Regions from separate parts of the Homo sapiens genome. Here region 1 is linked to region 2. A link is a contact called in ENCODE POLR2A ChIA-PET data. All regions are on one chromosome and are shown on one strand. Each heading gives the region's core, a stretch centred on a gene start or an enhancer-like site at or near the end of the contact. The rest is flanking DNA. Distances are from core to core; before and after follow the strand shown. Region 1 overlaps XPO6 (exportin 6). Region 2 holds the start of CDIP1 (cell death inducing p53 target 1).

What was found. ChIA-PET counts read pairs that join two places held with the same protein, here RNA polymerase II (POLR2A).
Region 1: POLR2A ChIA-PET joins it to region 2 with 11 read pairs in T-cell. The contact joins the enhancer-like site here to the promoter of CDIP1 in region 2. POLR2A ChIA-PET finds 5 or more read pairs at or near these places in 2 of 52 experiments (T-cell and WTC11).

What each region holds. Positions count from the first base shown.
Region 1 is chr16:28,187,105-28,189,804 of GRCh38, reverse strand. All of the region lies in intron 1 of XPO6 (exportin 6), which reads left to right. Among named protein-coding and RNA genes, the nearest start is that of XPO6, 24 kb to the left of the region's middle. RefSeq lists a silencer at 298-437 and enhancers at 830-879, 1,964-2,133. Within about 2 kb of position 1,289, at least 11 of the 41 ENCODE cell types and tissues checked have a DNase peak (open chromatin) inside an H3K27ac peak, as active enhancers do.
Region 2 is chr16:4,537,326-4,540,025 of GRCh38, reverse strand. CDIP1 (cell death inducing p53 target 1) reads left to right here and starts at 1,253. Exons shown (of 6, transcript NM_013399.3): 1 at 1,253-1,324. It also overlaps a transcript of C16orf96 not described here. RefSeq lists silencers at 1,337-1,626, 1,637-1,856.

The sequences.
Region 1 (2,700 bases), core at 40-2,539, about 24 Mb before region 2:
TGTTTTAATCAAATATTAAATGTCTGTGTGAAGATATTGTGCAAAGTTATGTCTAGATCTAAGCTGCAGACAAGAAAACAAGAAGCCTTTCTCATGCGAGGGGATGACTTTGTTCCAGATTGTGTTAATAGAGGGGTGGGCGCGCCTGCCCAGCCTTAGCAGTCCTGTTACATGCTGTGGTTGTCTGTTTGCTTCAGTAGAAGACATTTTTTTTTCTCCTGCAACTCTTGTACACAATGTTTAGAATGAATTACATCAATGTATATTTGTACCTCGGTCTTCCCTCTGCTTGGCCTTACGCTGTCCTATCACAGTCAGGCTAAGGAAAGGAACTCACATGGGTGTGGCTGGGGCTGAGATTCTGGCTGGCTGCTCACTGGCTGTGTGTCTTTGAGCGAGTCATCCAGTGTCTCTGGGCTTCCCTGATTGCCCTGCTGACTGCTAGACTGTGGAGGGTCAGTGGGCTTCACCACTTTTTCTTTTTTTTAAATAGAGGAATAAAGTGAGATTTCCACTTCAATATGCTGTGCTTTTTTTTTTTTTTTTTAAAGGAAGTGTCAGCTGGGCGCGGTGGCTCGTGCCTCTAATCCCAGCACTTTTGGAGGCTGAGGCAGGCGGATCGCTTGAGCCCTGGAGTTTAAGACCAGCCTGGGCAACATGGCGAAACCCCAGCTCTACAAAAAATACAAAAATCAGCTGGATGTGGTGGTGTGCAGCTGTGGTCCCAGCTACTTGGGAGGCTGAGGTAGAAGGATAGCTTGAGCCCGGGAGATAGAGTTTGTGCCACTGTACTCCAGCCTGGGCGACAGAGCAAGACCTGTGCCTCCAGAAAACAAAAGGAAAAGGAAAATATCTACGGGCTGGGATGCAAAAGAGCAGTAGTGACCGGAGGGAGAGATGGGAGGAAGCATTGTTCTGAATGTCGTTCTCCTGACTGGGGCTTCCTTGATGCACTTTTCTAGCTTTCTGGCTTTTTGAGCTGAATGACTTCAGGAGGGGGATAGGTAGATGTCACTCGCCCTGGTTCCCATGCATGTTATTTTAAGCTTAGTATTTCATCTCATACTTGTGTGCAGGCCTACAGGTCAAAGATTTTTTTCTCTCCTTTTTTTTTTTTTTTTTTTTTTTTTTTTGCAGTGGTGAAGGGTGTAGGGAAGTGAGAGTGATGATCTGAGAGTTTAGACATCTATGGTAATCCTGTTAGCTTTCAGAGAAAGTTTACATGAGTTTGAATATCTTTGCTAATCGCATGTGTTGTAACACACCGGATATGTTTTGCATACTTTTTAACCTTCGTTGGCAGCAGGGATAGAATCACTTTTCTTCGAAACCTTTATATACAGCAAATAGGGTAATGACACTGTTCTAGATATGCCACAGGGATATTTGAATGGCACTCTGGGATACTAGTCCTCATTTTGTTGAGGTTTGGTATCTATGAGCCCATGAACCTGAATATAGGAGACCCATATGATTCACCTCCTAGTAGATTATACAAAATGAGGCTCTGGGAAAGGATGGCAAAAAGCTTAATAGAAGTGTCTTTAAAAAATAGTCATTTTTGGCTGGGCATGTTGGCCCATGCCTGTAATCCCAGAACTTTGAGAGGCATAGGTGGGAGGATTGCTTGAACCTGGGGGTTTTAAGACTAGCTTGGGCAACATAGCAAGACCCCATCTTTATTTAAAAAAAATTTAAAAAATAGTCATTATTCCCCAAGATTAATTTTGTAAAAAGGTTATGCTTAGAGGGGGTTGTTTTAGAGGCCATTAGGTAACATATTACAGATTTAATCAGGGTTTGAGGAAACCACCTTCTAGCTGCTACATCTTAGGGAAAAGCACCTTATTATCCACCTTCAGTCTCAGTGTTAGCAGTCTCCTGTTTTTCAACACAGATTGAATCTGCGTGTGAGCAGAAGTCTGCTTATGGTCAGAACCCTTAAAGGGGAAAATGTAAAGAGTCACATGTATCTTCAATTTGGAGGAATTACCAGTATTCTTGAGAAACTGAAAGTGATACCAACAGTTTTCTTGTTCCTTTTACTGTCTTGAATTTGGTCTTTAAGATAGTTGAGCCACCAGCCCATGGTAGATATTGTAGAAAATACAGACATACTAGATAGAGCATCTTTCCAGACAGTTGATGTTCTGGGTAGAGAAGCCTAATATCTATGACGTATGAACAGTGACTTTCAGCCCACACTTCATGCCTGACATTGTGTTTACTATGTATTTTACATTTTATTTAATTCTCAGAATGACCCAATATGTTAGGTACTTTTACTGTCCCCACTTGTGCACAAGAAGAAACAGTGACACATTAAATAACTAGGCCAAGGTCAAGCTGCACATTTGGATTCAAACTTGGGGAACCTGACCCTAGAGCCTGCATTTTAAAACTTTTGCCATTCTGAAATGACCAGAGAACAGCACCAAGGGCAAAATTCTGTAGTACTGATTACAAGACAAAGACACAAGATGTAAATGACCTGATCTGTACTGTAATCTGTGTAGGAAAATTCATGAAGGTTAAACTATAAATTGCAGTCTCAGAAGCAAATGCAGGATGGGGCTAGGTACTCGCTTATGAGACCATGAGTGTTCAGATTGGAGTGGCTTCCTATGGCGAGTGACATTGAATCAGGCATGCTTTCCTTCTTATCCTCCTAGTAAACTTCCTTGCTCTTCAAAACCCAAA
Region 2 (2,700 bases), core at 4-2,503:
AGTTTCATTACTCAAATCAGTCTCCCTGGAAATTCAGAGCCTAGAGTTTTTAAAGGGTAATTTGGTAGATAAGCTGCCAAGGAGTAGGGAGTGCTGATTGGTGGGGTGGGAGATGAAATCACAGGGTGTTGAAGGATGCAAGAACTGGTTGAGTCAGATTACAGCTCTAGGTGGCCTTGGCTGGTGCATCAGACTGCAGGGTCAGAAAAACACCTAAGAGTACCAATCTTAGGTTTTACAATAGTGATATTATACCTAGGATCAACTGGGGAGGTTTAGAATCTTGTGGCCTCTGGGTGCATGACTCCTAAACCGTAATTTCTTTCTTTCTTTCTTTTTTTGAGATGGAGTCTCAGTCTCTTGCTCAGGCTGGAGTGCAGAGGCATAATCTCAGCTCACTGCAACCTCCATCTCTCGGGTTCAAGCAATTTTTGGGCTTCAGCCTCCCTAGTAGTTGGGATTACAGGTGCGTGCCACCATACCCGGCTAATTTTTGTATTTTTAAATAGAGACATGGTTTCACCATGTTGGCCAGGCTGGTCTCAAACTCCTGACCTCAAGTGATCCACCTGCGTCAGCCTTCCAAAGTGCTGGGATTACAGGCGTTAGCCACTGAGCTGGGCCCTAAACTATAATGTCTAATCTTGTAGCTAACGTGTTACTCTTACAAAGGAAGCCTGGTTCTCAGGCAACAAGGGGGTTTGTTTTGGGAAAGGGCTGTTAACTATCTTTGTTTCAATATTAAACTATAAACTAAGTTGCTCCCAAAGTTAGTTCTGCCTATGCCTAGGAATGAACAAGGACAACCTGGAGGTTAGAAGCAAGATGGAGTGGGTTAGGTCAGCTCTCTTTCACTGTCATAATTTTCTGTTGTAATTTTTGCAAAGGCAGTTTCAAGCGCAGGGACAGTGACCGTGTGGTTCAAGGTTTTATGTAATGCACCTCCCAAACTCAATAAATATTAGTCGCATAAAAGAAAAAATGCAGCCCTGGAGGAAGATGCCCTGCCCTGTTGCTGGCATGAGTGAAGAGGAGGCGCTCACAGGGACGGTTCTTTCCCTATTCTCCAGCCTCGTGTACATTGGGCAAACAGGCCCCGACCATCCCACGTGCTCAGCCCCAGCTCTAGGCCAAATCGCCTCCGCTCCCACTGACGTCATCACGGCGCATCACGTGCCTCCCGAGACCCCACCCCCCACCGTGACGTCCCGGGCCTCGGCCCTGGTCCAAAGTCTACCCGCCTCCTTGTGACAGAAGTGCGACTGCCAGCTGCCGAGGCGTTCGGTCCTGCTGTTGCGGCCGCTGCCCCAGGGCTGCGGGGACGGTGAGTCGACTGGACGCATTCGGAGACGGCTTCGCGCGGGAGCCCTCCTCCCCGGGGGAAGGGTCTGGGCGCCAGCTCTCCTCAGGTCGGGGCGTGACCTCGGACCGTGGCGCCCCCTCCCCGCCCCCGCCCGCGGCGCCTGGGCGGTGCATGCCGGGCACCGTAGTCCCCAGCCTCTCAGAGCGGGTTGTGGTGGGGGGGGTGACCGGGCGGACTACAAGTCCTAGAAGCCTCTGGGCGGTGGGGTGGGCGGTGGGTTGGGGGGTTTCGTTGTGCGCGCAAAGCCGCGCGGGGCTGAGGGTCTTGTTCTGCCGGCGCCTGTCCGGACCCGGGCCCCTCTCCGCTTTCGGCCGGCCTCGGGCACCGGGCTTCTGGAGGTAAAGCGGGGCCGGCGGTTGGGGCGCGGCATGGCGGGGCCCGTCCTCCCCTCAGGGCGCTGCCGAGACCTAGCGCGGCCCTGGGGATGTCGAAGCCGCTGCGGTGGCGGGGCCCGGGCGGGCGCCCCGCTGTGTGCCGCGGGGTTGTGCGCCCGGAATGGCAGCCTGCTCGCCCGCACGTTTTTCCGTCAGGGAAGGTTGTGGAAATTGCCATCTCCGTCTTGCAGGGCGAGACGGGGAGGGGAGGGGTGGGAGTTGTTTTCTCAAGGAAAGGGGGTCGAGGAGGAGCCCCGTGGCCGAGCCAGCCCCTGCCGAGCCCCGCGGGTGACCTTGGCCGTCCCGGAGCCCAGCAGTGTCCTGCACCCGCGCCCGGCTCGCCGACGTGTGGAGTCGGGATGTGGCGCTCGGCCGCGCATCCCCGGCGGAGATGGCGACGGCCTGGCCTAGCTTGGGGCTAGGAGTCGCGCCTTCGAGGACCTTGGCTTAGCGAGTTCCTTGGGGGGCTTCTCAACAGGTGTTAGATGAGGTGGGGCGAGTGGCTGTGAGTTCCTCCAAAGGTGGGCTCAAGATCCTCTGCGTCAGAACCACCTGGGGCTCTTGGGAAACGGGCAGATTCCTGGGGCCCACCCCAGGTGTTGGGATGCTGTAGTTCCGTCGCGCTGCCCAGGAATCTGCATTTAGTAGGCTCCCCAGATCATTCCCGGGCGCAGCTGGGGCTGAGAACCTGTCCCAGTGAGGGGGTTGGCGGGCCCGGGGGCAGGGACGTTCCATAGTGTTTCTGCCAGTTTCTTCTGTATTCTGGGGCCTGATGCTGGGCGGGGCGGTGCCCGGGCAAGTTACTGCTCTCCTGGGTTCTTTGCTGCTTCCCTTGGGGCCGATCTAGGTAGAACTGGGTGGAGGGAGGCGTGCCAGCTCTGCCTTGCCCTCTGCCCTTAATCGGAAAGGTTATGCCCAGTCACTTGCCAGTCTCAGAAGACTCCCCCTCTACACATTCAGTTA